Regions from separate parts of the Mus musculus genome. Here all the other regions are linked to region 3. The links are chromatin loops, found by intact Hi-C in ENCODE. Cell type or tissue: heart. All regions are shown on one strand.

Evidence for each region. Peaks named below come from ENCODE experiments on the same cell type or tissue, not always from the same donor. Only the 100,000 strongest peaks of a DNase experiment are listed, where the experiment ranks them.
Region 1: a loop joins it to region 3, with 2.7 times the contacts of the local background. A loop is called at or near these places in 4 of 42 quality-filtered maps.
Region 2: it touches region 3 in a loop (6-fold over the local background); 19 of 42 quality-filtered maps call a loop at or near these places.

The regions. Positions count from the first base shown.
Region 1 is chr16:87,046,116-87,054,115 of GRCm38, reverse strand. It overlaps Gm38477 (a long non-coding RNA gene), which reads left to right and starts at 4,833. Exons shown (of 5, transcript XR_876202.2): 1 at 4,833-5,064. In heart, a CTCF peak has its summit at 4,458; no DNase peak of the experiment used is centred here.
Region 2 is chr16:86,421,142-86,429,141 of GRCm38, reverse strand. No RefSeq gene overlaps it. Among named protein-coding and RNA genes, the nearest start is that of Gm32357, 190 kb to the right of the region's middle. In heart, no CTCF peak of the experiment used is centred here; no DNase peak of the experiment used is centred here.
Region 3 is chr16:87,242,408-87,250,407 of GRCm38, reverse strand. It overlaps Gm41484 (a long non-coding RNA gene), which reads left to right and starts at 3,715. Exons shown (of 3, transcript XR_876207.2): 1 at 3,715-4,834; 2 at 7,988-8,000. In heart, CTCF peaks have their summits at 292 (motif pointing right), 1,559 (motif pointing right) and 3,684 (motif pointing right); a DNase peak (open chromatin) is centred at 3,807; H3K4me3 peaks cover 528 bases; H3K27ac peaks cover 2,173 bases.

The sequences.
Region 1 (8,000 bases), 200 kb after region 3:
AGTTAAGCCATGGATTAACAGTAACCGAAGAGGAACACTTTTCTTATTAATTGCCTTTAAGTTTTAGACACTTTTGTGGTTGCAAGTAGATAGAAATTGGAGTTGGCAGAAGACCTTTCAAGTACTGCAAATCAACAATGTTTTACCACTCTATTCTTTCCTCCGTTTATTTCTCAGTGTTAGTAATTACATTTGAATTGAATTTATATGTAATAAAGAAAGTAATTTATTTTTAGTGTTCAGTAGCTTGGGAAACAACGTCAGTAGATCTGACTTTTCTCTGAAACAGATATCTATATGTAACTGTCCCTATTCACCTTTGTCATAAGCAACAGATTTTTCCTTAGATATTTAGGGGATTGAGAAGAGAGATGAATGAAAGCGAGTGCAAGGAAAGGAGGAGAGAAACACTGGAGTTAGGAGAACAAATTATGCATCTCAAGGTTTCAAGGAACCGATGATGCAGGGATGCCCAGGCACTAATGGAGTGTTCCTTAGAGCCAGCACCGGGAGTCTGCCATAGAGCAGGAGTTAAGCTTTTAACAGCAAGGTGAACTCACTTTCTTTTTGAAGAGTTTCCAAAAATCATAGTATTGACAAAAATGATGGGAAGAGTGAAGTCCAGAGCTCTAGAATTTTCCTGGTAGAGTGTGAAAGTGTTTTATTCTGGTAAATTAAGCTACCGTAGTCTGCTTCTAAATTCATCATACTCACTGAGCTTTGAGGTTCCTGGAGATTAAACTTTGTGAGGGAAAATATGAAAGACAAATTTAATTCTTGGAGATAAGTTTTCATTATTTCCTACCGGTGGGCAAAGCATTAGCACTTTAGCAGAATTTCTCTTTGTGTAGAAATTTAAGTATTCCATTTGGTGCATGTACTAATTCCACATTTATTGAGTCAAATGAGAAGAGAGTTTAGAAATAAGAGTTCAGAGTATGGGATCACACAAAGTGAGAATCTGCAGAATTCATTGCAAATTCATAGCAAATTCTCAGGGGAGAGAGAAAAAGGGAGAAAAAAGTAGTTATTGATTGTCAAAGTCGAGCTGCATTCCAATGAAGCCAGCATTTAGTAATTGAAAGTAAAGCTTACTTGTGATGCCTCTAATGTTTATGGCTGGGCTGGGTTCTTATTCAGGCTGTAATAATTGGTATTTGTTTGGTTTATTCCTATATGACTGCTGATGCTGTGTGAAGGTTAAACTTAGCACATCCAGAATGACCTCAACTGGGATGAGATGACAGTGATCTCTCACCCATTCAGACTGAGGGAGGAGAAAGTGAGGGAAGAGCAGAGAGAGGAAGAGAGGAGAGGAGGAAGAAAAGAGGGAGGAAACTAGGGAGAGAGGGGAAGAGAGAGATGCTAGATCAGGTAAGATCCATACACATTGACCAAATTTCAAGAGAAACAGAACAAAGCTTTTGATCAAAAAAAGCCAAGTATAAATAAATTGCTTTTTAATAGCCATGACATAATATCTTGTAAAGGAACTCAAGAGAAAGAGTGGATGTGGTTCACAGTTATAGTCTGTCGTGATGGGGAAAGCATGGATGGCGTTGAAAGAGGCGTTATAGCCGTGACAGCAGAAATGCAAGGCAGCTGGCTACGCTGCATTTTCAGTCATGAATCAGAGACGAATGCAGGTTCTCAGTGTGCTTTCTTCGTTTCTCCCTCCTTTTAATCAGTGCCATATGACAGGCTACGCTCGTGTCTTCCCAGCTCTGGATGAAGATCAACAGGTCTTCAAGGCTGCTGAAGGAGGGAGAATTGGTTTTCTCCAGGGATAAGTCCCCCGATACAGCGTCCAATACTGAGTGGTGAGCTCTACACACATGTAATAAAAGCAACACTAAACAGGCTCTGGATGGATCATAGGGCTCCCAATGGAGGAGCTAGAGAAAGTAGCCAAGGAGCTAAAGGGATCTGCAACCCTATAGGTGGAACAACATTATGAACTAACCAGTACCCCGGAGCTCTTGACTCTAGCTGCATATATATCAAAAGATGGCCTAATCGGCCATCACTGGAAAGAGAGGCCCATTGGACTTGCAAACTTTATATGCCCCAGTACAGGGGAACACCAGGGCCAAAAAGGGGGAGTGGGTGGGCAGGGGAGTGGGGGTGGGTGGATATGGGGGACTTTTGGTATAGCATTCGAAATGTAAATGAGCTAAATACCTAATAAAAATGGAAAAAAAAACAGGCTCTGGGTGCTGTATACAGATAATAATAATAACTGTGAAAGGGGAGGTGATGGATTCCAAAGGGAATGGTGGTAGTGGTGGTGGGTGGGGGTAATGGGAAGAGTGTGATGGGAGAAGGGGAAGCAGAAATGGTATAGATACAGTACCCATGTGTGAAGTTATAAACAAATAAGAATAAAAATGTTTCTGTGAAAGGTACGTTTTCCAAACACAGTAGGAAAATGTTGGAATTATTTTATACCTTTCAAATCTTAGCAGTGTCTAACTTAATGAAAAATAAGTTCTCTTGTCTATTTTTTGTGGATTTATTACAATATGTTGTTTGGTTCAAACATGAAAGGTAATTCTGGTTTTATGAAGTTGCTTAAATGGAAAAATGTGGAAATCATAGAGACATTCTGAAAAGGTCCTAGAGACTCCTAGGATCTTTGTTTGCAGAATAAATATTTAGTGAAAGAACTTAGAATGGAAAATATACTATATATTTATATCTATATATTTCCATCTCTATCTATCTATCTATATATTTCCATCTATCTATCTATCTATCTATCTATCTATCTATCTATCTATCTATCTATCTATCTATCTATCTATCTATGATTGAAATGGGCTAGTCACTGAATTTTTTTTTAAAAAAATTCCTTTACTTTATTAATTTGTTGTTGTACACAAAGCCACTAAGATTTTTTGGGTCAGTGTCCTGGATCACCTTGCCACCATGTCCAAAATGAAACAAATGACAGACTTCAGTGATGGGAAAAATTTCCAAAGGATCTGGTCAAATGTTTCAGCAGAATTTATAAATCCATATGCAGTGCCATTTACCTAGCTTTAGTCAAATGACATTTCCTCCACATTTAAAAACAAAAAACCAAAATCCCAAGACTTTTGTATACGTGGCTCTCCCTCAAAACTGGCTCTTACTCCCTGGTGACCTCAAAACTGGCTCTTACTCCCTGGTGACCTGGGCAAGAATTTCTCAGAAATCAGAAGCTGGGTGGGGAGTGGCACTTCCTAAGGCTTGGAATAGAAAAGAAGCCTTGACTTCTAACAGATTCATTTAAAAAGGAATGAATTGAAGTTGTTCTTGCCAAAAGGTGCACAAAGTTCATTAGAATTTCTTAATTAAGAAACACAAGTGGTGAAGGGGGTGAATGTTAGGCCTGGTTTTAAAGCTTTGAGTCACACACACGACTCTAGTGAGAATTTGAGATGCAGTAAAGCCCTCCCTGATGCTTACATGATGTAGAGGTAAGTGATTTTTAAAATGCCAGCATGTGATAATTTAATTATGAGTATATAGAATGTTTTTGAAAAGAAGAACGTTGACAAGGGAAGACAATCACACGGTGCCTTCTCCAAGTTCTGCTACCATTACCAACTGGTCTTTTTTTGCATTTATCTTTTAACATTGCTAATAAAAAGGCAGTTTACAAGAATTCACAATTTTTTTTAACTTGGATACATGCTATTTTTCATTGTAGTGAACTATAGAAACAGATTTTATTTTTAATTTAACAAAGATACAGTATCATTTTTGAGAAGGAGCTTATCCTGTGCATATAAACAATGACTTTAAAGATTGTTACAAGTGACTTGTATGGGACAAAGGGGAACAGATGTCCAGGATCCTTAGATCCTCCAAGGAAACTATGTCCCCATTTCCTTCCTACTCCCATTCTGAGGGATGTGAAGTGGTCTGTGCTGTTCCCCTGGGAGAATAATTCTGTCATTTCCATTAGGAAGATGATTTATTGAGGATACTTCCTTTATTTTCAGAATTGGATCCAAAAAAAAAAAAAAAAAAAAGAAAAAGCATGGCAACGTGATTGCGTGCTTCCTTTGCAAAACCCTTCTGTGTTAATGTAGCAATTTATCTTTAAACGGAGTCACAGACACTTCCCGATCCCTGCTGTAACCTTATCTGGTACCACACAGCAGTAACTACTGAGCACTGGTGGTCTGCCGGGGTTTGAGAAAGAGGCGCAGGGAATACAGCTCCCCAGTTTCTTAGTAGACATTATTTAGCCTGTAATAGATCCACCCTAGGGCCATCTCTGAGTAGCCGGATGCTGAGGTTTGATACTGCAGATCCAGTCTTTAAAAGTGAATTTGACTGCAGCTGGAAAATAATTTTTTTAAGAAGGCATATGGCAAAGCGTTTTGTTTCCACGTACCAGAAATTTTGCAAACCTCCTTTAGTCCTCATTGAACTTCAGGGAGCTTTTAACAGTTCAGTGTGTCTTTTAAACACCACGTGCCTGCATCCCGACAGGGGGCAGTTTCCTCAAACCTACAGCAGGCCATCGCACGGCCCTTTATTCAGAGGTTATTCACACCTTGTCCTTAAGAAAAGTAGATTTGTAGTCAGCATCCTGATTACGGAGCGGCTTGGGTTGTGCTAAAACATGGACACTTCCTTCAAAAAGCAAAAGTGTGGTGTTGGAGGAAGGAGCACCACTGAGCGGAAAGGGGTTCGGGTTCTGGTCTTGGACTCGTCCCAAAGCGGCCACGTGATGTTAAGCTACTACTAGCTCAGAGGTGAATTTCCAGTAAGGCATTATAGACAGCACGCTCTAAAGATTTTAGACATAGTAAACATTCCATAGACCGCCTCTGTTACCCGGATGAAAACGTTGTATGACAGATCCGAAGTTAAAGTAGCTATGGTTTGGTGTTGGCACACCATGAGGAGTTTAACTGATGCATGTACGCTGCAGGTTCTCACCACTCCATGAGAGATGGGATGAACACCGTTTCATTTTAGGAAATTTCAGCCACTGCATGGCCTTTAGCACTGAAAACGACTGAATTCTCAACCCACGTTGGCTTCTTTTCAGCTATCTGACTTCAAGTAAGTTACTTCAGTCCTCTGGTCCTCAATTTTCTCATTTGCGAAATTAAGAAGATCAACGTTTCCTCTAACGTGGACTCATGATTGAGTTTGGGGAAAGAGTAAAGTTAAAACAGCGGTCTGGGTTTGCCCTGCCTCCTCTCTGTCGCTTTCCACCGAATTAGTCACATGGATTGGTTGAGGACCTCCAATCTGGCAAAGTGTTGTCTGTGGTAGGGAACTGTAGTACAGTTAGTGCCCGGTCAGCCTGTCACTGACCAGTAGGAATAAATATCAGCTGTACCCACGCCAGATTCTGGAGGGGTATAGAGAGTTTGGGCATCAAGTCTGTGGGTGTTCATTTGTAGATTCAGAACTATGGCAATGTTTTCATAATGACTTGGCTCTAGGTACCTGTATAAGCTCATTACTGAGCCTTCTCAAGTGGTCTCTCAAAGTACCATAGGGAAATAATAGCTGGGACAATCCTTGGAACATTATCGCGTCTGGTTCATAGAGTTTTGGAGGATCAAGTCCAGTGTGTTGTGCATGTTAGGCAAGCAGCACTCTACCAATTAGTCCGCACCCTACATCAAGAAATGCTGGCTGGCTTGCTTGCCTCCTTTCTTTCTTTCTTTCTTTCTTTCTTTCTTTCTTTCTTTCTTTCTTTCTTTCTTTCTTTCTTTCTTTCTTTCTTTCTTTCTTTCTTTCTCTCTCTCTCTCTCTCTCTCTCTCTCTCTCTTTCTTTCTTCTCTCTCTCTCTCTCTCTCTCTTTCTTTCTCTCTCTCCCTAATGCTGCCCTCCTCCTAGTCCTCCCCTCACAGAGTCCTTCCCCCACACTGCCTTTGCCTCTGAGAGGGTGCAGCCCTTCTGGGTATCACCCTACTGGTGCATCAAGCCTCTGCAACAGTAGGTTCATCCTTTCCCACTGAGGCAGGACAAGGAACCCTCTGTTACATATGTACTTGGGGCCCCAGTCCAGCCTGTGAATGCTCTTTGATTGGTGGCTCAGTCTCTGAGAGCCCCCAGGGCTCAGGTTAGTTGACACTGTTGTCTTCCTGTGGGGTTTTCATTCCTTTCAGGGCCTACAACCCTTCCCCCAGCTCATCCCAACTCTTCCATAAGGGCCCAGGACCTATATTCAATGTTTGGCTGTACGTCTCTGCATCTGTTTCAGTAAGCTGCTGGGTAAAGCCTCTCAGAGTATAGCCATGCTAGGCTCCTGTCTGTAAGTATAATAGAGTATCATTAATAGTGTCGTGGATTGGTGCTTGCTGCTCAAGGGATGGGCAGAAGTGACTTTCAAAAAATGAAGGAAAGAAACAGGAAGTAAAAGAAGGAGGAGGAGGAGAAGAAGAGAAGAAGGAGAAGGAGGAGGAAGAGAAGGAAGAAGAAGAAGAAGAAGAAGAAGAAGAAGAAGAAGAAGAAGAAGAAGAAGAAGAAGAAGAAGAAGAAGAAGAAGAAGAAGAAGAAGGGGCTTTCCTTCCATCCCTTCTTTTCTTCCTCTATTCCTTCTTTTCTTCAGACAGTCCTCAATAAGTGATGCTTAAAACATAGCTTCTTCAACATATCTTGGGAAGGGGATTTTATTATGGAACATACAGTAAAGCAAAATACATCTTGAAAAATATTGAGCTGCATGGTCTGAAGTTCTCACCAACTCTAAAATTCTAGAAGTAGTTAAATACTCTCAATTTTCTTGTTTGCAATATTTTCCAACTTCGTTCTAGTAAAAATCAGACTCACTGGTTTCTTTCAAGTGTCAAAACTTGGAAATTGTCATTAAAGGTTTCATTTTAAAGTAAAGGATATTAAATTGACAATGAATTTAAAAAGAAACCATAATTCAATGTGTTTTGTAGGAGTTCAAAGATTCTTTTAAATAATATGTGTATAACTTTATTTTTATTGTGTTCTGGTTGGGTTCAAGCATTTTTCCTTCTTCTTCTCTTTAAAGCAACAAGGAAAAGAGACAAAGTTGAAGCTCTCCAATTTCATCTGGACTCTGTAAAGTCGAAATATTTTTTTTCTGATTTGAATAAGATACAAATAACTGTTATTATCTTATAAGTTCAAATTTTGAGTCTGAACTTCCTGTTTATTTTATGGTTTCCAGTCCATTGGGTATGTTTGATTTCTTTCTACTTGCTTGCTTTCTGTTGAAATGATTTATAGCCCCGACAATTATATTAGTGGAAAAACATGGAAAAGTGGAGAAATGAAAACTGCTATTTTTATAATAGGATGGGTTTTTTTTTAATACTTTAAAAAACTTCAGATTTCATGATTTTCCATTTCTGGTGAGATGCTTGAACCACGATGGGTCTCAGCTTTGCAGGCAAGCCTCAACTTCATTGCCATATTTACTTAAAAATTGCCTTTCAAATATTTAAAATTAAATGCCAGTTTAAGAAATGCCTGGGCCAAGAAGTGGGAGTTGGTGGGTAGGGGAGTGGGGGCGGTATGGGGGACTTTTGGGATAGCATTGGAAATGTAAATGAAGAAAATACCTAATTAAAATAAAAAAATTAAAAAAAGAAATTATACCTAAAATTAATTGTGTGTGTGTGTGTATGTGTGCATGTGCATGTGCGTGTGTGCTCGCTAGTATGTGTGTGTGTATGTGTGTGTCTCTGTGTGTGTGACAGAAATAACATTTGTAGGCCAGAGAGGTGACTTAGTGGGTGAAATTGCCCATTGCTAAGACCAATTAACCTGAGTTCCATCCCAGGGACCCACGTGGTAGAAGAAGAGAACTGGTTCTCACAAGTTGTCCTCTGATCCCACATGACATAGACCTGCCTGCACATATACACATACCATATTGAATGAATAGTCAAAATTATTAAAAATTAACAAAGGAGATATCACTTGTACCAGACTCAAATGTATTAGTCATGTTAGTGGATTTTTAGAGTGAATGTTTACTTTATGGTAGAAATTTCTTGATCATAATG
Region 2 (8,000 bases), 820 kb after region 3:
TTACACACAAAATGACATATTATATTAAGAGCCAAAAAGGAAATTGTGTCATATGTGTTGGTGTCAATAAACATGGCATATAGGATCCTAAGCACGACAAGACATTATTCCAAAGACACAATCCGTATAGCTAGAATAGTCAAAGTTTTGGAGGAAAAGGAAAAAGTAGCCGCATAGTTTGTTGGAAAGGAAAAGAAAGGTGTGACGCTACTCCTCACTGGCTGTCAAGCATCATCTATGTAAGGTGAAAAGGAGCTTGCAGTTTGCTGTGTGTGCAGCACTGTGCACAATCAGAGAGCTTGCCGTTTGCTGTGTATGCAGTACTGTGCACACAATCAGTAAAAATTAAGCAGAGAATAGGATGTGCCAGAACCGTGAACAGGACAAGTGTCCTCACAGTATTTAAAAAGAGAGGCAAGAAGTACAATTGTGATTATTATAGACATTATCTACCCAGAGAAGCAGTGTTTTCCTATTGAAGATATTACTGGAGATTAATGATTTCCTTCAAACTCAATCCCTTACTGATGCTTCCAAAGTTTACTTGAATTTTTAAAATCTTTTAGATTAAAATCTTATTAAAATTTCAGAAATTATAGTTGGTAAATATCCAAAACTTGAACGGTAATACCTAATGATATTAAAAGAGTTCTTTGAAGTATATCCAATTTCAGAATCTATTGGTGCTGAGTATTTTTCTATCAGTTCTTAAATCTCTCTAGTCAAGTTCATTGTGGTTGCTAAATACCATAGCATCATGAAATATTTATTTTGGATTCATCCTTGAGATTACATAATTTTTAGTGGAACAAAACAAAGGATTGTATAACATTATCAAGAGGTAGGCAAGAAGATGATCTTTTCAACCAAGATGATGACTAATTTTCACATGTACAATTATACTAATGCAATGGAGGCCCTGTGTTCTCAAACTAGCCCTGAAAGCAAACGAGGACCTCACACAGGAAAGCTGTACTGTCATAGAAAATATTGCATAATTGACATTTAAATAGCAAAGCTGAGGGTAGGTAATAACTACTGGCAACTTCGTTTATTATACTATCACTCCCAGCCTTCAAACTCATAACTTAGTTGCAAAATAACTATAGGTAATATGCATCATTTAAATAACCTGCATTTTAATATTGTTATTTATTTAAATAGAAACTTTCTTACTAGTAAAACATATAGCAATCTCTATGGGCTGATAAAACTCATTCAATTTAGATTGGACCTATCATTCAGTGATGGGTCTGCAGATAAAGAAGATGCATACGTACAAACAGAAGTCTCATATTGATGTAACACTGTATATGAGAGAGTGAGGTGTGGGGTCAGTCATTCCTGGTTTTGGAGTTCTGGATGGATCACATTAAAACATGAGTGACTCTGTCCTTGGCACTGTATTTTCTGTTTCTACTTCTCTTTTTCTCTGTTTGTCCCTCATTTCCTTTCTCCTTCCATTGTTTCATAACTTCCTTCTTATATGAATAAATGGACAGTGAACCTATTAGGTAAGCCTGAGTGAGAAAGATCTAGTCTGTCAGAAGCTGGGCAACTGAGAATAGGAGTTAGCACCAATGGCAGAAGCTGGTGGAAGGAACTGGGAATGCATAGTGACATTCTGTCAGAATCAGGAGCCACAGCAAGCAGAAATAATGGAGCTGTGCCTGGAAGTGGCATGAAGCCCCCATGAATAATACCAGCATCCATAATGATTACTACCATGGAAGTGAGGTTTTGACATGGAAAGGGAATGGGGAAAATACATACTGTGGTGCTTTGTGGCAATTTGAATAATTAGTATGAACTCTTGATATGTAGAACTTGGCAAGGAAGTACGTGCTGGTAGAGTAGTGCATGCATGTATGTGTGCACACAAGTTTCCTAGGTCAGTTTCATATGGGAACCTAGGCCTTATTTCTCTAGTATGAGCAAATACACTTAGACCTGGTCTTGGTTTCAAAAATCATATTAACATCCATTGGAAGGAACCAAGTTTCTTGGAGAAAAATAACTAGTTTTAAGGCTGGGTTAGCAGAAGTACAAGAAGGAATGTTGTGTTTGGCAAGAAAGTGTGGAATATTCAAAAGCAGGTGGGAACATGTCATATGGGCATGGAGGCCAAGCTTTAAAGAGCTCTACTGGCCAGATGTGGGCAAACTGATGGAATCTCAATTATGCTCTATTGAGTAAAACAGAGACTTGAAAGCATATACAGAAATAAAGATAAATGAATAAAAGAGAAAACATGCACTAACGTATTTAGAGTAATAAGTTATCCATATGGAAAAGGATGAATGAAAACATCATTATTCGACAATAAACTCTGCATTTCTTTTGCCACAATTTGTTCAAGGTTTATCTATTTTTTTTAATTAAAAAAGTAATTTATGTTCATGTGTGATTTGCCTGCACATATATGTGTATGATTGCTACTTGTGGAGACCAGAATTGGGCATTTTAACTACTGCAGTTTACCAATTATGAACTGTAATGAGAGCACTGGCCATCAAACTTGGGACTTCTAGAAGAACAGCCGATACTCTTAATTGCTAAGCCCTTCTTCCACTCCAGTTTTTCTCTATTTTAACATTGGTTAAAATTTCATTTTTTTCAGAAATTAATTTTATTCTACTATAAACATCATATTGCACTCTGGATCTTAAGATTGCTTTCTCTGTGTTGCCACTGCAAATGATGGTATTACCAACATGGATATGTGGATATCCCTTATAGTTACAGGTTTTAGTAGTTCTGGGTACAACTTATAGAGAATGACTGGACCATAGGATAATGCCATGGGGTGCTGACATCTTCATAATGACTGAGGCATCGTCATAATGATTCACACAGTGATTGAACCATTTCCATGAACACTCTGCAAAGATTCTACTTTTCTACATTCTCATTCACACTGTTTCCCTTTTTAGATAGAAAAATTTGTTTTTGTGACATTTTCCATCCCTACTGTAGGAATACTTAAGAGAATAGCCTTAGTTGCTTTCTTCTTGCAATGATAACATATCCTGACAAAGCCAAACCTCAGTGAGTAGGTTTATTCAGACTTAACAGCTCCAGAGAAATACAGTCTACTATCGTAATATAAATTTAAAAATCCTGGTGCAGGGTTTCTTCCAACCTTTCACAATTTGTGTTCCCTGACAAAAGACACACATACAACTTTTATATTTTTAAATATGCCTTAAGCAGCACAATAGCTGGAACACCTGTTTATCTTCCAAGGTGTTAAAATCCACTTTCCTATGATAACTCTAAGTTACTACTTACAAATTTCTGTGATCCATATGTTCTGGGCTGCTCCTAACTACAATTGGCCATGTTTTTATGGCTCAGCTACCTCATGACAGTTTTTCTTCTCCCTTCTGCATGCTCTTCCTCTTCCATGGAGGCTCCTTTTGCCTTTCTGTGTGGTCCTAATCCCAAGAAATCTAACCCTTGCTTATGTCTCTTATCCCTAGCTATTGGCTGCTAGCATTTTTATTTACCAATCAGAATTGACTGGGGGCAGGGTCCCTCAGTGTCTTACGTGTGGACCCATCTTTGGAGCAAACAGTTTTCGAGGACCCAAATTAGCATTAGAATCCAAGCAGCATTAAGTCAACCCACTACATTCCCCCCTTTTAGTCCAGTAAAAGGCTTTTTCCTCTCAGATATAAATTGACCATAATTATAGCAATTATGCAAATTATATGGTATGATGTACACTTGTGATGTCCAGCCCATCATATTTGGAAATTTAGATAAAGTATTCTATCATATAGCCTAACATAAAGAGTTTAGAATTCTGTACCTTAATCATGTTTGGTTTTAACTGTATTACCATCTGAAAAACATCCTTTTAAATCTAGAACATCTTCAGTGTTAAGCAACATAAGTTTAACTGTGAGACAGTAAACAGTCTTCAACCCCATCAGAGATATAAGAAGGAATTAAATATTACCTGAGTATGCAGGAAGCACAAAGGCAAAATGTAGGGTTATTGGGGTCCCATGTCTGCTCCACCAAAGGGCTTAGCCAATTGGGGAGTCAGAACATGGAAACTGACTGTACTTAACCCCATGCTGTTACTAGGTGAGTGTTGGACTGTAGGAAAGCCACTCCCATGGTAGGGCAACACAGTCTCAGGTACAGGACAGCTGTAGCTGGTTCGGGAGTCCCCAGGCCTGCGATTAGGCTGGGACTGTCTGGTTTTCAGGCTCTTGGACACCCAGACCTGAGAACAGAGTGGAGGCCCACGGGTTGCATCTAGCCCAGAACCAGGGGGAAAAAAAGGAGAGCACTGGCTGGTCCTGTGAGGAGCTTTGGCTCGGTGGCAGTGGGTTTGAACTTGATTTGGTAGTGCCTGTGGCTGGGAGTGCAAAGAGTCCTTCTAAGGGAGAGTGAACAGCAGCTTTATAGGTGAAGGCCTTCTCTGTGGCTCCCCATGGTGGATCCCTTTGAAAAGAGGCAGTCCATGCTTTTAAGGCATTTCTTGTCATGGTGGAAAGTGGATGAGTAAAATCATACCCCACTTCTCAGGGCAGGCCTGAGATTAAATACCTTTTGCAGGTGGGGAGGGGGAGAGTGTCTGGGAAGGAAAGCTTATTGGCTAAGACCTCTAGGTCACTATGTACCTCATTTAAATGGAGATCTGTCTTGAGCCTTCATGACTACAGGTCATGTCCTCCACATGTGGAGGGGCTTCGGGCATTGCTCCTTCAGGACTGATGGCCACAAATCTATGGAAGGCTGTATCTAGTGATAGAGGTGTGGTGCCCAGGAACAGATGAAATGCCTACTATCCCTTAAGGGTCTCCCGGGTTTCTAGCCTTAACTCAACCAAAAACCAAGCTACATTTCATGGTCCCACAGCACAGCTTCCAAAACTTATACAATTGGCAGAGACAGTTGACTGGAAAGTCTCCAATGTTCCTTATAATATTGGAACACGTGCCTTTAGCCTTCTGGCTCAGAACATCTCACAGAACTGAAGTGAAGCAGGAATTATGAAGGACTAGCTTACCCTGTTTTTGCAAAGCTTAGCAATTGACTATTCTGCATGCTTGTCCTTTGGGGACAGTATTCTGTCTGCAGATGAAATTAGGGCATTTCTTGCCCAGTAGCTAGCTTGCCACAATTGAAGCAACTCCAGCTAGAAGTTTTGATGCTCATCTCCTTCCTTGAAATGGAATGTGGGTAATTTTAGGAGCAGATATGTCTCATAGTCAAAAGATCCATTATTAATGAAATAACATTAAATGCCATATTCTGTGGCTCTCTGACTCTTCTGATGACTCTATCTATCTATCTATCTATCTATCTATCTATCTATCTATCTATCTTTGTGTGTGTGTGTATATATATATGTGTGTGTATATATATGTGTGTGTGTATATATATATATATATATATATATATATATATAAAATAACTGAATTGTTAAACATTTATTATTTTTAGCTATTGACTGTTTGAATGACCTTGAAAACACTTTATTGTAGTGAAATAAATTAAAATTACAATAGTCTATCATAACAGAAAAGACATAGTGGCGAACAGAGAAGTCATAGTGGTGGGAGCCGCAGGTTACATGGTGACTTTTCAACCACACTCATGCAGCAGAGAGTAAGCAAGATGTGGGGCTGGTCAGTAAAGCCTCAGTAGCTGCCTTCAGGAACCTTCTTACTTCAGTGCACATCCACTTCCCTCTTCTCAGATACCTCTAGGTCCAAGAATTCATAATCTGTTATAAACAAACAAACATACCATTCCTAACTTAGTGACATCAGAACTGAGACTTGAAATTTAACTTAAAGATGAAGAAGGGAAGAAAGAAGAACAGATGACACAGTTGTCGTGAATGGAGGGGACAGGGTACCAGAAAGAATGTTTCCTCAGAGGTCTTCAGTGACAACATTCTGCAAGGGCTTAGAGAGCACATAAATATACTCTATCTTTTAATCACAAAACCAATAATCTGTTAAACAGTGTTAAAAACAAGGGTAGCATACATATCAATATGAAGGTGGCAATATGGAGATGATATATGTGATGCATTGAGCATGACAAGAAGAAAAAGTAGAACAAATATATAAGAAAGAGAAGTGGACAATTAATTCTCAATCAAAAGATGCACACACACACACTCACACACACACACACACACACACACACACACACACACACACAAGAATCCAGGGAAGGACCAAGGTTGTGAAAAGAGCATTTTAGAAAGAAAAAATAGATAGTCTATTAGTGTTGTGTGCAGCTAGTATGTCATGTGAGAGAACAGCTGAAAATTGGCCACTGGATTTAGACATACATAAAAGTCATTGGTACCTTAAGGAAAACCATGGGAACTGACATAATATGGTGGTCTTAGAAGCCCTTTAAAGTTGGCCATGGAACCATTTAAGGGATAAGGATTTGTATGTGGTAGGAAAAAGGATATATGTAGAGCAGACAGTACTGAAAAGAATGTATGCTCAAGAGGGGGGATTTAGTTTAGTTTTGTTATAAATATTAGAAATTGGCATATTTTTAAACATTGATGAAAATAGACCTCAGTAAGACAGAACTTAGGAGTTTACAAGAGAGAGAGAGAGAGAGAGAGAGAGAGAGAGAGAGAGAGAGAGAGAGAGAGAGAGAGAGAGAGAGAAAGTGAAGGAACTTGAGACCTGGAAAAGGTTTTATCAATGGAGGCATAGAGGTAAAGCAGACAGAATGGGTGCAGGTATGTGAAGGACATTTAGGGAAACCTCACTAATGTTTCTGCTTTAGTTCACATGGCATAAAATAACCCAGGACTATTTCCTAAGTTGTAAGTTAAAAAAAAAAAAAAGGATAAAGGTAACATAGTACTTATGTTCATTTATTTCCTAAAATCCATCAAATTGTTTCTGAGTTTTAATTCTGTTATGGCAGAAAACAATTTTTTTTAACAATCATTCCATTTATTTATCTATCAACTGATATCCCACTTCCTGGATACCCCCTCCACCAACCTCCCATTTCATGATATTCCAGTTTCTGGTTACCGCTCTACCAACCCCTCATCCCACATTTGACCTTCTCCCTCCCCTTTGCCTATATGAGAGTGCTCCCCCACCAACCCATACTCTTCTGCCCCACTGTTCCAGCATCACCCTACTCTGGGGGATCAAACCTCACCTGGACCAATGGCAACCGCTCTCATTGCTGTCAGGCAAGGCCATCCTCTGCTACAAGTATATATGGAGCCATGGATCCCACCAGGTACACTTATTGATTGGTAGTCTAGTCTCTGGGAGAACTGGGTGGTCATGCCAGCCTATGCTGTTCTTCCAATTGGTTTGCAACCCCCATCCACTCTTCCAGTCCTCTGCCAGCTCCCTCACCAGGTTACCTGAGCTCAGCCTGATGGTTGGCTACAAGCAACCAGATCTGCCTTGGTCAGTTGCTGGCAGGACCTTCCAAGGAACCATTTCCAGTAAATTGGCACGACCCCTGGTCCACAGATGGGGCCACCCATCTCAAATTTTTTGTTTGTTTGTTTGTTTGTTTGTTTGTTTTTGAGACAGGGTTTCTCTGTGCAGCCCTGGCTGTCCTGGAACTCACTCTGTAGACCAGGCTGGCCTCTCACTCTGAAATCTGCCTGCCTCTACCTCCCGAGTGCTAGGATTAAAGGCATGTGCCACCATGCCTGCTCCATCTCAAATTTTTTAAGCAGGAAATGTTCCCATCCAAAAGAAGAACAGGGACAAAAAAAAAAAAAAAAAAAAAAGGAATAGAGACTGGAAGAAGGACCAACCATGGAATGCCCACCTGGGGATCCATCATGTTTGCAGACACCAAATCCAAAACTGTTGCGGTGGTTAAGAGAAAACATTGTTTTACATGTTGTTTCCTTTTCTGAGAATGATTGGATATCAATTTTACTAAAAAAGAATGAGTATGAATATGAAGTTTTTCTATGTAGACAATAGTGAAGAGACAGTTTTGTTATACTCTTCTCTGAT
Region 3 (8,000 bases):
CCACGTGAATGCCAGCTCCACTCGGTGTAGGGTGTAGGACGAGTATGTTCTTCCCATGACCATTTAGAGGAATTATGTAGGTATGCCATCTAAAGCTTTTATAAGCTTTAGATATTATTATACATGTATCTACAATACAGATGTGGTCTTAGTTGCTTTCATCCCCATATCTTGATTGAGTTACGTAGAAAACATGGACTTAGTGAAAATCAGTAAGCTAAGTGCCACTCTCCTCAGTTGCCTGTTACCAGGTAACCCTAGCAGGGTAATGGTTTCTGAAGTGCCCTTACCTCGAGCTTCCTGAAGGTGGCAGTGGAGCGCCAACATTGGAAAAAAACAATCTGCTGTTCTTGAAAGGCAGCTAGGATAAGAAAGTTACCGACGGGCTTAAAATTCCTTTCCTTATTATTCTTGCTGAGAAGATGTGGATCGTGATAGGGTGGGCACCTGATCAAATACAAATGATATCTGATGGAATAGTAAAACGTTCTGCTGTTATTATTCTTTAAGACCTCAGATAGAAGAGCAACTCCACAGCAGTTGGAGCGAAGTGGAACTGGCAATGAGGTGACAAAGAGGACAGGCAGCAGGGAGAACAGGGTGACCTCTTAGTGTGTCAGAAGCACCGCCAGAAATTCAGGGTGGAGGTCTCTGAGAGGGGGCAGGTCAGGGTCTCCCTGCCCTCGTGCATGTTTCGAAGGGTAAAATTTTCGGAAGTAAAGATGCATGAATGCTAGAGTCTATCCTGTCCACACCTACAAATCTTCGTGTCTGCTAAGGGGTTGAGCGCATAGCACTAACGGAAAGATCTAACCCAATCACAAAAGAAGTCACTTGATATGCACTCATTGATAAGTGGATATTAGTCCAGAAACCTAGAATACCCAAGAAACAACTTCCAAAACACAAGTAAATCAAGAAGGAAGACCAACGCGTGGATACTTCATTCCTCCCTAGAATATGGAATAAAGTATCCATGGAAGGAGTTGCAGAGACAAGGTTTGGAGCTAAGACGAGAGACTGCCCCACCTGGGGTCCATCCCATAATCAGCGACCAAACGCAGACACTATTGCATACGCCAGCAAGATTTTGCTGAAAGGACCCTGATATAGCTGTCTCCTGTGAGGCTTTGCCAGTGCTTGGCAAATACAGAAGTGGATGCTCGTAGTCAGCTATTGGATGGAACACAGGGCTCTCAATGGAGGAGCTAGAGAAAGTACCCAAGAGCTGAAGGGATCTGCAACCCAATAGGTGGGACAACAATATGAACTAACCAGTACCCCCAGAGCTTGTGTCTCTAGCTGCATATGTAGCAGAAGGTGGCCTAGTTGGCCATCATTGGTCTAGCAAACTTTATATGCCCCAGTACAGGGGAACGCCAGGGCCAAGAAGTGGGAGTGTGTGGGTAGGGGAGCAGGGCGGGGGGAGGGTGTAGGGGGACTTTCGGGATAGCATTTGAGATGTAAATGAAGAAAATACCTAATAAAAAAATTAAAAAAAAAAAAGAATATAGTTAAGTCTCTAGATAAATAGAGATACTTCACACTGGCCACCAGATGGCAACATTGCACTGTAAAATGCTTGCAGTTGAATTCATCTTGTAAAACTTTTTTTCCCACTTTGAGACAAGATTTCTCTGTGTATCCCTGGCTATCCTGGAAATTACTGGGTACTTCAAGATGGTCTTGAACTCAGCAGTCCACCTCTGCCACCCAAGTGCTGGGATTAAAGGCATGCATTACCACCACCATGAGGCTTCACCTTATAAGCTCTTAAGAAGTACTAAAATCATGCTTACTCCCCTCCCACGCGTGGGGATCATGCTTAAAGGAGCCATGAGTCTGTGCTTGAACCGCCTCATTAATGAAGAACACATTTTGCCAGCAGTGGCTGATTAAGTTAACACTCCAGTTCCTTGAGGCCAACTTGAACATTTAAACTTTGAATTATTCATACTGTGAACGAAATTATCAGTGAACGAAAACAACTAATCAGAGTGTGAATGGAAGTAAAATATTCTCATTGTTAGAGTGTATCAGCTGTTATAAAGTTGCAAGACAATTTTTTTTAAGTGTTTGGTTCATAATTTAGTTTCTTCAGCTTGCAGTCTAGGAGATAGTCTACAAGCAGCAGTGAGGTAGAAACAGGGTCCTGCTTCAAAGTTAGCCTCAGTTATATAACAAAGTTGAGACCAACTTGGGTTGCAGAGACCTTATCTCAACAAAACAAAACAAACAAAACAAAGAAAAACAATATGTATACATTTTATGTTCAATCTGTCTAAGATTGCTTTCGGGTACATAATACATGTGAGGTAGATGAGTTTTGAAGGTTATTGTAAAATAATATCTGTAAACACCCAGCACAAGCCTCACACATGGGAAGGATTATAATATACAGAGGCTGTTGCTCAGTGTATTAAGAAATAATGAATTCACACAAAAATCCTCTACTGGCGCAGGCAGGAAAGGCTGAGGGATGCATGTTCAGAGCGCAGAGCCCCACTTTTAGGCGTGTGGGGAGGACTTGAGAAATGACTCTAGGTAGCTCACTGCCCAGAAAGCCCTCGGCGATGGGCTGTTAACAGTGTCCAGTAACTGAGGGGCAGCCCTTGGTCCTGGGAAGGCTCGATGCCCCAACGTAGGGGAATTCTAGGGAGGGTAGGCGGGAGTGGGTGGGTGGCTGGGTAGGGGAGCGCCCTCATAGAAGCAGGGGTAGGGGGAGATGAGATAGGGGGTTTTTAGAGGGGAAACCGGGAAGGGGGCTATCATTTGAAATGTAAATAAATAAAATATCCAATTAAAAAAACAAAACAAAACAGTGTCCAGTAACAGCTCGCATGTCTGGTGCAGTCGTGAAGGAATGCATTGGGAGAGTGTCTACTGGCGTTGACTTATTGACTCATTCTTCGATCACTTCAGAACTACAGGGCATTCTGTGTCCTTGGTGACCCTGTCAAAGCACCATTCACACGCTACAGAAACGATACAGGAAAAAGATGCTCGTTCTTACAGGGATTGTCCACCCTCTGCGTCATGAGACTCATCTGTTCACCTCCCTTACTGCCCTCCTCCATGTCCGCCCCTCCCCTCTGGTCCTCTTTCTGTCCTAAGCCTGTTTTGGTCTTCTTTCTTATCGAGTGCAACTTCCCTCCCCCCACCCCCATCTCATAATCCCTCGTCTGGATTCCTGACACACTGGAGCGAATATCTGACCTCGATGAAGTCTCTCAGTAGACACCGTTAGATTCCAGCTACCATCAATCAGCCTTCTCTTCCTTTTTTCCTCCCCGTTTCTGTGTTTTTCTTTCCTGGGATCCTGAGGTCTTATGTCTTATCCATGTTCTGTTAAATTTGGGTACAAACAACAGACAGAGGTGTCTTACCCAATTTCTTATTTCTTTTTGTGTCCTCCCCACCCTGGCCCAATTACTGTGTTGAATTCTCATTCTACAGAACTGTAAAATGCAAATGCGTTTTAAAGCGGCACTGTTGTGTTTCTAGAAGACACAGCACATCGACCCCTCCTAGTATTCACTGCCACTGTTTGGGGCCAGAGATACGACTCTGACCACAGGGAACATTTTGGTCTAAACCTTTCTTTTCCTGTCGTGCTAGGGAAGTTTTTCTTCCACTGTGGGACAGGCACACTTCTCTAGAGGTCACCGAGGTGCCAGAGGGCGGCTCAACCGCTAGAAGCTGCAGAGGGCAGTATAACACCACACATGAGCGTGTAGGAGCACACCCAGTGTGTCATCATCTGCTTTTTCTTTCTTAGTGGGTAAGTTACTGGAACATTAAAAAAAAAATGATTATTTACGGTGAAAACTTGGAGAAGCGATCGCGCCTGGGTTTTCCAGTTCCCTCCTCCGACTGTGCTACAAAGTACCAGGCTGCAGCCTCCCTAGGAGGAGGCCCTCGGCACACACGTCGCAGCTCCGGCTACCAGCTCGAGCCGAATCCCAGTGTCAGAGTAACACAGAATTTGAAATCCAACCTCCGAGATGTTCTTAACCTCCTTTCAAGTTTCTGAAGATATGTTTACCAAATGTCGGCGAGGGAACAATGGTTCTCAGAACTTACAGCAAGGAGTGACGGGACAGAGACTCATCCTGACCGAGGCGTGGATGGCGCCACTCCACACCAGATAGGAGGAAAGAGTTCAAGACAGGACCTTTGAGGAACTTGATAATTGCTGTTTTCAGCAAAATGTAACTTTAAACCAAAGGACGGCAGACTTCCTGGACAGGTCCAGACACTAAATCTTTCAGGTTTTATGAACTTCATGGTCTCTGTCGTAGCTACCCAGCTCCTGTACCCTGAAAGAGCACCCATTGGCAACACACACACACACACACACACACACACACACACACACACACACACACACAGAGTACGATCCCTTGAACCAACCTACAAATACAGGTAGCTCATTTCATAGTTTGCTGGAGTCTGCTTCAACGGAGCCTGATTTTCCATTTTGCCATAGTAGAATTGAACCTTTTCAAAGATCAGTTTCTTCTTTTGTATTTTTAACAAGTTAATCTTTTTGCCTTCTGTCCGTCTCAGACACGACTTCGTGATGCTCTGTTCCCTTTTCTTTGTTTTTAAAGAGATAAAATGTTGAGTTGGGCTGAAACAGGAAACCCTATCCTGAGGTTGCCATTGGAGATAGGTCTAGTCATCTTTTTGGCTTAGGCCTGCTTCATTTTGTCTTATTTTGTCTCATGTGGTTCATCTGGCTTGAGTTCAACCTTAGGAACAAGGCTTGAGACTTGGAGTTGTGCTCACTTTGGAACTGAACCAGCAATGGAGAGGAGCCGATGCTGGCCAGGTAACATAAAAAAGTGTGTGCTTGTTGCACAAACAAGCCGGCATAGGAGCAAAGCAAATCCATCTGTTGTCGCGCTAGGGGTAAAGTGTAGGTACCTTTTAAAACCGTGACCTGTATCTAACAAAACACAGTTAAGGATTCTCAGAAAAGTGATGTGTTAATAGTCAGGTCTTGTAGGAGGTAATTACAGATGGTGTTCACCGATAGCTACTTGCCAATGTTTAATCCTAGGCTGGTAACAGTCCAGGTTTGAACAATGATGCTGAGTGAGTAAACCTGACCATGAAGATCAAAGAAAAGAGATCCCAGGCTCTCTCTCTCTCTCTCCCTCTCTCTCCCTCTCTCTCTCTCTCTCTCTCTCTCTCTCTCTCTCTCTCTCTCTCTCTCTCTCCCTCTGCCATTGTTGTGTTCTAAGCGTTCTATGAGCCGGTGCTTGCCCAAGTGGACACCCACGGAGGCCAGAGACTGATGTCTGGATGTCTTCCCAAATTATTATTATTACTTTTTAACTTTGAAAAAGACTTCAGTTTTAGTTTATGCTCATGCGTATGTGTGTGGGTGTGCATGTGTAGATATCATAAGACGTCGCTTGGTATCTTGAAGTTGGAGTTGTAGGAGATTGTGACTCTTCATGGATGCGAGGAATTAAGCTCAAGTCCTTGGCAAGAGCAGATGGAAATCTCAGCGGTCTCCTTGCCTCCCCTACCTTAGTTTTTGAGGCAGGGTTTCTCATTCAATCTGTTCCTCAACTTCAAGTTGATTGGCTGTCCATCAAGCCCTCAGGATCCGCCCACTTCTGCCCCTCATGTTGGCATCACAGGAAGTTGCAGCCATGTCAATCGTCCAGTGTGATCCGAATGCTTGTGAGGTGGGCCCTTCACTCACTGACCCTGTGTAGCTTTGGATAAAGATGTTGTTTGAGAGAGATCAACTTGCTAGACTCTTTTCAGCCCATCAGACTCTGGACGAATGAAGCAGCTCTTCTCCAGTTTTATCCTACCCCACCAAATAAACTTCACTTGACAGATTTGGTCTCCCTTGGATTCTAAGCTTATCTATTTGCCAGACATTGTAGGGTGAATCTGAGATTGGTGAAGTGGATTGTTCTCACAAATCTCTTCAAACTTCAATCGGGAGTTGAATTTACACAGATTTACCTATGAATTACCTACATTATTTACACGCAAACTATAATAATACCCAACTATAAAATACTATAAAAATGGGCATGAGTCAGTGATTGGTGCTCAGGTCTTGACTAATGATCGTTGGAATCTCTGCTTTGTGGAAAATAAAGTCTCTCTGGAGCTGGACCTGCACTTTGTTTTCAATTTTCTTGCTAGCTTAGAAGTCTTACTGTGTGGCTTGGGCTGCAGAAAGAGAAGCAGATGGAGAAAGTTGCCTTATGGGACAGCTTCGGGGAATGTGGTTGCAGGGATAGAGGTAGGCTTTATGTAGGGGAATTTCCATGTGAACGTACTGGAAAAAGGAACTGACATGGGAAACAGACACAGGGTCCTTGGGAACTGTCCTGTCTGTGGAAAGCTTGTCTTAAATCCAGGACAGAACAGGGGAGTGTTCTTGAGAATTTGCTCAAGGTGTTGGGGTAAGGGACCTGTTTAATTATTGGTTTGAACGTGATGGAAAGAGGAAGGCACACCCTCCAGCTGACACAAAATGGGCTTTGTGTGTGTGTGTGTGTGTGCAGGTATGTGTGTGTGCGTGTGTGTGTGTGTGCTTCACAGAAGTCTTCTGAGAAACACTCCTCATTTCGGTCCATGTTTGGAAAAACTTGGGAGTCTATTTTAATACCCAGACTTTCATATGGCATACCCAGACTTCTTTCAGAGGGGGATCCTGCTGTTGGGCTGGGTGCACACTGGCCACGTCTAGTCACTGAGTGCTTAAAATGTATCAGTTACAGCTGAGAAACCAAGTTCTTTACTTTGCAGAAGTTTACATAGAAAGTTCTCCTCCCGTTATCTCATTAGCATAGAAAGTTCTAGTTAAATAGCTCCAGAAGGTGCCTGCTTGCTAATTTCCTTCTTCCTTCCTTCCTTCCTTCCTTCCTTCCTTCCTTCCTTCCTTCCTTCCTTCTTTCTTCTTTCTTTCTTTCTTTCTTTCTTTCTTTCTTTCTTTCTTTCTCTCTCTCTCTCTCTCTCTCTCTCTCTCTCTTTCTTTCTTTCTTTCTTTCTTTCTTTCTTTCTTTCTTTCTTTCTTCTCTTTGCTTCCTTTATTTCTCTCTTTCTCTCTCTCCCTTCCTTCTTTCCTTGATTCCCTCCTTCCTTCTTTTTGTCCTTTCTTCCTTCCCTTTTTCCTTCTATACCTCTCTCCCTTCCTCCCACAGTCTTTGTCTGTCTGTCTTAAGACAGGATCTCATTACATAGACTTTGCTGACTTGGACCTTGCTACACAGATTGGGCTGGCCTCCAGCTTATGGAGATCCACCAAGTTCACTTCTTGGCTGCTGAGAATGTATTCCTTTAGTTAGGATTCATTCTGTTTTTATCTATACCATTCTATACTTGGTTTCTTCTAATGTAATTAAACAGAAATACAGCAATCTTTGGAAACACTTCTTTAATGGTTTGTACTTAAAATGCCTCTTACTAGTCCTTAATGTAGGAAGAATAGGGCTAATTCCATATTCTCCATGGGGCAGAGAGAAAGACCCATGCTATTTATTCCATCTGAGAGGGAACGTGCACTAGTTTAGCAATAAAAAATTCAAAGGAAGGAACTTTTTGGATTATCAACTGGCATCAGAAACAAACATACCTGCATACCCATTGCTGGTCTCAATAATTTACCCCAAAGAGTACCTGTGCATAGCTAGCCCAGTCTTAAAAAGTATTATCCCATTAAGAATAGATGAGAGAAAAGGAGTTATATATTTTTCATCATGTAGGTATACTTCAGGGTTTTCTATTAATGTCAAATTAGCATAGGGATATATAGGAAATTTTTACTAAAGGTAAAATGGCCTAGGGAGCTAACACTGGGGGACATGTGGGCCCCAAAAAGCACCCATGCTGTAACTGGCCTTCCTGACATGGGCACACTTGAACATAAACATCTGTTTATTGCTATGAGGGTAAGAAATGTCACAATAGCTGAAACACTGATCTGTGCTATCTCTGTTTGATTCCCTAGAACATGAGTCCTA